3 separate regions of the Homo sapiens genome follow, and regions 1 and 3 are each linked to region 2. A link is a loop called in an ENCODE intact Hi-C map of the cell type or tissue named here. Cell type or tissue: heart right ventricle. All regions are shown on one strand.

Evidence for each region. Peaks named below come from ENCODE experiments on the same cell type or tissue, not always from the same donor. Only the 100,000 strongest peaks of a DNase experiment are listed, where the experiment ranks them.
Region 1: it touches region 2 in a loop (11-fold over the local background); 44 of 110 quality-filtered maps call a loop at or near these places.
Region 3: a loop joins it to region 2, with 10 times the contacts of the local background. A loop is called at or near these places in 83 of 110 quality-filtered maps.

Annotation. Positions count from the first base shown.
Region 1 is chr14:21,039,309-21,041,808 of GRCh38, reverse strand. It overlaps a transcript of NDRG2 not described here. Among named protein-coding and RNA genes, the nearest start is that of RNASE7, 1.8 kb to the left of the region's middle. In heart right ventricle, a CTCF peak has its summit at 1,521 (motif pointing right); a DNase peak (open chromatin) is centred at 1,567; H3K27ac peaks cover 1,450 bases.
Region 2 is chr14:20,856,816-20,859,315 of GRCh38, reverse strand. No RefSeq gene overlaps it. Among named protein-coding and RNA genes, the nearest start is that of RNASE3, 33 kb to the left of the region's middle. In heart right ventricle, a CTCF peak has its summit at 1,479 (motif pointing left); a DNase peak (open chromatin) is centred at 1,495; H3K27me3 peaks cover 445 bases.
Region 3 is chr14:20,970,585-20,973,084 of GRCh38, reverse strand. No RefSeq gene overlaps it. Among named protein-coding and RNA genes, the nearest start is that of RNASE2, 16 kb to the right of the region's middle. RefSeq lists an enhancer at 1,284-1,973. In heart right ventricle, CTCF peaks have their summits at 1,491 (motif pointing right) and 1,990 (motif pointing right); DNase peaks (open chromatin) are centred at 1,484 and 1,984; H3K4me3 peaks cover 1,410 bases; H3K27ac peaks cover 1,455 bases.

The DNA of each region.
Region 1 (2,500 bases), 180 kb before region 2:
ACAATGATTCACAGGCCTCTCCAGTTCCAGGTACCAACCAAGGCCACATGGCTTTAGCTGGAGAAGGCAGCCAACACCTCTCAATTTCACTTGTTCCCTCCCTTTTTTATTGAAAATTGCAAAAATTTAATACTGCCCAAATGTTTGTGTTTAAAATGCTGTTGCTGCTCTCGACATCCTGCCTTAGTGCTTCCTTCACCTTGTATGTCCTGTTCCTTGTGGTGGTTACAGCTGTGTGGAGCATCTGGGTCAGTGCTACTCCAAGCTCTTGTGAGCTTGGAATATGACACTCAGGAGAACCGAGACACCAAGGCAGAGAAGCATCACCCTCTGTGGGTGAGAAGGCCTGTAAAACTGAGATGAGGAATATTTTTGTTTTCAGAATTTACCTGTAAGTAGTAGGCAATCTCAGAATCTTGGGCATGCTTCATTCATGTGGTCAACAAACATTTATCGAGCATCTACTAAGTGTCAAGATACTTGGGATATATCACTGAACAAAAAAGGCAAAAATGGCCAGGTACGGTGGCCCACACCTGTAATCCTAGCACTTTGGGAGGCCATGGCAGGAGGATTGCCTAAGGCCACGAATTCAAGACCAGCCTGGGCAATGTGGCGAAACCCTGTCTCTATAAAAAATTTGAAAAATTAGCCAGGCATGGTGGTGCATGCCTGTGGTCCCAGCTACTCCAGAGGCTGAGGAGGGAGGATTGCTTGAGCTTGAGAGATAAAATCTGCAGTGAAAATCATGATTGCACCACTGCACTCCAGCCTGGGTCACAGAGTGAGACCCTGTCTCAAAAAACAAACAAACAAACAAACAAACAACAACAAAAAACAAAGACAAAAGTCCCTGCCTTTGTAGAGCTTACATTCCATTGGAGAAAGACAGTAAAAAAAAATACGTATACTTTGCTCAAAGTGATAATGGCTAGGGAAAAAAGTAGAACAGTATAGGGGTTGGTGGTCAGTAATTTTACGTAACATCGTTGAAATCGCTGACTCTGGGGCAGAGACTTGAAGATAAGAGTGAACTTGTGATTATCCGGAGGAAGAATGTTCCAAGTGAAGAGACTAGCACTGCAAAAGCCCCAGAGCAGACAGATGCCTGAGGTGTTGGAGGAACAGCAGTGTGTCCAGTGTGGCTGGAGCAGGTAACTGAGAGTTCAGAGAGGGACCAGAGACCAGGTCATTGGGAAGACTTACGGACCATTTGAAGGCCTGTGGCTTTTACTCCAAGCACAGTAGGGAACCCTGGAAGGGTTCTAAGTAGATGAATAAAGAACGTGTCAGCTTAAAGGATTACCTGGCTGTTGTGTGGATTATAACTGTGGAGAAGTCGCACAACCCATCCTGATCATAAAGTTTGTGTTCTGGTCCAGAATTTATGATTCTAAGTCAGGAGGATGGGGAGTTTGTTTTGAGGCCAGGAGGACATTATTTTAGTAGCTGGACAGCACAGCTGTGGGTTGGGGGTCAGGATGAAGGATCTTTAGAAGCAAAAGTGGTGCTGGAGATGAGAAATGCCACTAGATGGCAAAAGAGAATCAAGAACAAGTTCACACAGGCCTCTGGCTCTTCTGGTTTGTCCTCAGCGAGGCCTTGGTTGGGGGAGCAGCTGTTCACTTCTTTGTTAAGGTATCCCAAACTTTGCAGGCTGAACTTCTGGATAGAAGTTCTGGATAGAGAATTATGCCCCTGCTGCCGTAGAAACATGAATGTTAGGAGATAAAATCCACGGTTTAAACCAGGCTGTGTATCAAATGTGTATCAGCACAGGCCAGTCTAGCCTTTGGAGTGGAGGCTGGATGGAAGGCTGCAAGCTCATTTGAATGCCTAGCTTGGTCTCCTTTCTACTTCTCATTATCCTAGAGTGGGATGTTTTCAAGCCATGATTTAAATTTCCCTCTACACTTGTGTTTTCCTGATATTATAATTATCCTAGTTTGCTCTTCAACTCGAGTATGCTGGGCTGCGTAGAAGGCTGCCTTAGGACTGTGTGAAAGTGAAATAAACATGGCCCTGCTGCTTCAGTCCAAAGGGAAAAGAGAGTAAGGTTTTAAGTTTGCACATGAAAATCGAAATTGAGTCGTACCTACCATACGTGCAATTCAACTGAAATCTTTGTTTTGCCTCAATTATTTGGATAAGGGAGGTGATTTTGTTTGTGTGCCCAAATTATCCAGCTTCCAAGATCTGCTTCACCTTGTACTTGGTAGGCTGATTTTGCTATTTTGGCTTCACTGCATTCATGGGGCAACAGAAAAAGATGGAGGAAGGGGGACAAGTTTAGGAAGAACAAAAAGATTCAGGCATCAGGCCAGGGACTGGTTCAGGAGTTTCACAGGAGGAGAAGAAAGACTCTGAGAGAGAGAGCAAGAGCAGAAGACAAAACAGTGGGAGAGAAGACAGAAGGGAAGAAAAAGTCCCTTACACCAGCAATCTCTACCCCTGCTTCCTTCTCATTCTATCGTCGAAGTCACTTCTGTTGGCCCAGCTT
Region 2 (2,500 bases):
ACATTAGCTTTTTTAGGTAACAAGGCTAAGCTTATTGTCAGACCTGATGCATTTTCATCTTTTGATGCATATGAACTTTCTTTTCTACAGGATTAGGGGATAGAGAGAGGTAACTACAGAGTATGCCCACTATTCTATGGAGAATATTTCCTCTTTAGGTTTGCTGTGTCCAGAGTCTTAGCTTTAATTTAATTAAGAGATCACCAGGAAAAAGACACACGTATTCATCCATGTCTCCCTAGCACCTGGATCTGCATTTGACATGAGGTGGACTTCTGTGTTTATTATTCCCCATCTTCCTATCCAGCTGGAAAGTGGGTCTTACCTCTGTGTGTAAAACAAGATCTATCACTCCCAAACCACATGTGCACACACACACACACACACACACACACACTATGAACTGAGTGCCCACAGGAAAGATACTTATTGGTCAGTCATCCTTACCCAGCACACTGGACACCTGGATTTAAGTAAGTTCATGATGATGGAGAAAATGGAGAAAGTGAATTGAATTATTTGTAAGTCCATGCTTATGGAAAAATGAGGAAAGAAATAGAATTATTTAGTCTGAAGCTCAGAAAGTGAAGACTTTAAATCATACTTACCATGCTTACAAGGGTGATTGTAGGATATAATATAATGAACAAGAATAAATCTTTAAGACAGGGACAGATCATGCTTGAACATGTTATTTAGGTCAAGAGATCTCCATCTTCACTATAGACTAAAGGAGAAGAGATGAATGTAAACTAGGGAGGCTTAGACAAACCTAGGAAGTTTCCAGGGAATCTGCTGTCTCTAGACTTGACAAAGGGGCAAAAAACACCTCTCTCTTTACTCTTCTGATTCTTTGTATCCATTGGAGGGGGAAGGTGGACTGTGTCACTGAAGACCTTTCATCTCTGAGTCACAGTAAACATCCCAAGAAAGCAGTCCAAAATGATATCCTGAGAAGTCTACTTGAAGTCAAGTAAAATAATAATTAATGTGTACAACTATATCCTAGGCTTAACCTCAAACCTGTGTAGCTAAATGGGAGAGTTAAGAGAAGGGAGAAAAGGTGAAAATCGTACTGTGTTAGCATCCGGCCACCAAATAGAGGCAAATAAAGGAGATACTTGCTTTTTAATCCTGGTGCCAAGGTCTCTGGATAGAAAAGGCTGGTGTAAGTCAGGTGTTGTGGGAGGAATTTGCCTCTGAGGGATGGACAGTGGTTCACATGGCCAGATCAGGCAGCAGATGTGTGCCGATGCTGGCGAAGCCTTCGTCCTTACAAGAGACAAGTCAAAGAGACCCGAAGTAATGAAGAGAATGCAGAGGGTGGAGCCTCCAGCAAGCACGAGTTGAGGAGTAGTCTGGGGTTGTGAAGATGGGTATTTTTACAAAAGCAACCACATTTGAATTTGTATCTTTGATGAGAATTTTTGCACACTGAGTCTTGATGTCCTCAAAAAAGAAAATACAATAATAGGAGAGCGCCCCCTGCCGGCAAGCAGTGAGCTAGGCATCTCTACCTCTGAGCCTGATTGACCCGGCTCCCCTTCCTCGGTTTAGAAGGTGCACAGAAACCTTAGCTGAGCTGCTTCTGTTTCATTCTTGAGGGCGTGGGGGTTTTCATGGCGGTCCGGATCTTCTGTGCCTGGAGTCAGCCTAGGTTCACCATGCTGCCTCTCCTCTGCATTTTTCCTCCCCTCCAACTTCGCCCTCAGTCTCTCTCCAATCTCAACTTTGCCACACTTTTCAAGAGGCAATTTATTTTCACCAAATTTCAGGGTTCTCAAAAGACAGTAAGATTAAGTTTGGCTTCATACACTTCCTCCTTTCCATTCTGCAGATATCCTAAGGAATTGCAAAAGGGTCTGGCTCTCTGCTTGGAACTAGAGGCATGAGGAAAATACAAAGAGAAGAAAGAAAAAGTAGTATCTCAGCAAACTATCCTGCCTCACATATGTTCTTTAATTTTCTTGCTGGAAAATCTCTGGGCCCTGTCTCTATGCTCTTTCCATCTCAGGGTCCAGAATAGGGAGAATATGAAATTATATCCATGTGGGTGTAATATCAAATTTACCTTGAACCCCAGTATTAGATCCTGACTTGCAAAGACAATCTCTGAAAAGGTAAAGGGGTCTGTATGTTGGGCGCCTCAGTTGCTCTTTCCTGGCCTAACTTAAAGAAGGGCTTTGAAGTGTGTGTGGTGTGTGTGTGTGTGAGAGAGAGAGAGAGAGAGAGAGAGAGAAAGAGAGAACCTTAACTGGGAAAGGGGCTGATTTTTTTGATGATTATCTCTTCCTCAGTCTCAATGTGGATGGGGAAATTTCCACTGTGTGGTAGCATTCGTGAGAACCACCCTTTCTACTCATTGCCAAAAGTTAGAAGTTATTGTTGTACAGATTTTTGTTAGTTGGGAAACAAGATAATTCTATAAAAATGTGGAATATTTCTATTAGAATCATTTAAAAAACAAATGCCCTTAGACTGTGTCTTTTTGCTCTCACTA
Region 3 (2,500 bases), 110 kb before region 2:
TCAGTAGGAGTTATGAGGGTTGTGGGGGCACTCCTTGCATTGGAAGTAACACCTCCCACCCCAACAGATTAATATTCCACTCAGCAGTATTAGGCACAGTGGATAATTCCCTCCTTTTTGATGAGGATGACCTGAGAATGGGGCTTCTTGTGACAGGAATAGGGACGAAAAGCGTTGTGAGATCAGTCCTGGTTCCTCAATGCAGGCAGTCATGTCGAGGCTGCGTGATGGTCTCTGGGATGCCCCTGTCTCCTGGCTCTTTCCTTACCATCCAGGCCTTTCATTCTTAGGCTCCTCACACGTTTTTCCTCTTGCCTCTGGTAACTTGATGTTAGAGGTCCCCAGGAGTCAGTCATAGGTCTTCTTCTCTATCTGCACACTATCCCTTGGTGATCTTATCCAGTCTCAAGGTTTTAAATGCTGTTGATTCTCTAACAACTCCCAAATACATACTTCCAGCCCAGCTCTCTTGCTTTGGACTAGTACATCGGACTGTCTATTTGACATCTTCACTTGGAGGTCTAATAGACCCTTCAGACTTAACATGTCCCACATTAGCTGGGTGTGGTGGCACACGCCTGTAACACCAGCTACTTGGGAAGCTGAGGCACAACAATCGCTTGAACCCGGGAGGTGGAGGTTGCAGTGAGCCGAGATTGCACTGCACTCCAGCCTGGGTGACAGAGCCAGACTGTCTCAAAGAGAGAAAAAAAAAAGCTACCCATTGCTTCCCCCATTCTCCTTCCTGCTTTATTTTTTCCATAGAGCTTATCACCTTAACAGTCTGTGTAATTTACATATATGTTTATTGTCTGTGAGTATACATTATGTGTCTAGGTCACTAGAATGTGACCTCCGTGAAAGCAGAGATTTTTTTTGTACGTATGTCCTGCGTTCTCTGATGACTCCCATACCTCTAACCGTACCTGGCACATAGGTACTCAAGAAATGTTTGCTGAATAAGGCTCCTCAAATCAAGAGCCCCAGTAGGCCGTATGAATGCTGCAAAATAATTGTACTACAGGGACCCATTTGTGGGAATACTCACAGCACTAAAACCCCTTAGTTAAGAGGGATCTGAACAGCCTAAGAGGTTTCTGCCTAACTCCCGGCAGCAACTTCGCAAAGCACTATAGCCACCACACACTGTCCCTGAGATGTCAGAGTCACTGACGGATTTGGGCCCCAGGACAGCCTTTACCAGCTGCTGGTGTGGCCGAGTCTCCATCCACGAGTCCTAGACTGATAGGTTCACTAAGGTATGCAGAAAACCCCCACTCCTCATGTGACAAGTTGCTGGTGGCCCAACCCCCTCTTTATCAGTAGGAACTTCAGCGCTTCCTGACGATGCTTCCTTTCCGGAATCCTCACCCCTCTCTACTCAGCCCGCGGCCTCTCTCACTTCTACTCCAATGGCTGAGCGTCCTTGGCGGCAGAGCGGCACCAGCGGCCCTCGGCGATCCGCGATGACCGCAATGTGTAAGTGCGCCTTCCAGCCAGCAGAGGGCAGGAGCGGCTGCGGTGTCCCAAGCCGGGCTGGTGCGGGCTCCTGCCCGGCCCGTTTCTCTGCTGGTTCCACCTCTCCCCTCAGCTCCCCGCTTCTTCCAGGGCGGGAGTGAGGGAGGGGAGGAGGGCTGGGGGAGTGAGCGCGTGCGGGTGTGCGCGTGTATGGTGGTGCAGGGAAGCCTGTGCTTCGGGAAAGCTTTCCCGGGATGATGCTCTCTGGGCTCATGGGTCCGATTTGCCCACAGCAAATGTCTGTACTATGCAGACATTGAAATAGAATGAGGTCCACTCTCTTCCGATGGCGGGTCACAGGGTCCTGGGAAGGGGATCTGAAGCCCCTCCACCGAGCCACCTCGCTTCCTTTATGGAGATAATCCCCAGACTTGCCCTCACTGCTCTGGAAAGAGCTGCCTGGAGGTGGGGCAACTCCTCCCGCGCGGCCCCTTAAGTGCTGAGGCTGATTCCAGCCGCCGCCACAGTGGCCGGCAGGGGACGCTGCGCCGCCGAGACCCAGCGGGCCGAGAGGCACCAAAGCCGTGTCTCCTGGTTCTTAGCTGAGACGGACTTGAACTTCCAAAAGCCTCCTTAACCACCGAGGAAGCAGGAGAATGAAGAGGCTTCAAATAATGAGCGCCTGCTGTATGCCACGAGCTTTCCATTGCGGAGGTGGCTGGATGTGCAGAAGGAGGGCAGGGCGAGGAAGGAGAGACGGCTGCCCCACTCTCGGCCTGTCTGCCGCGGGCTGCAGGCTTGGGGTTTGGAGGTCAAGTCTATGCTGCATCGCTAGAGTAGTTTACAGTTGTGAAATTCAACTGTAAATTGAAATTCACAGCTTCGTTCTTAAACTTTCTATTACCAGGGACCATTCCTCAGTAGGCTCAGAAAGGGCTACAATGAGGTAGGCTGTTTGATTTTTCTTTTACATATACAGATACGTTGTAAATGCAAATGGCAGAGGTAAATTCAAATATTAGGAGGGCAAATGTAGCGAAAA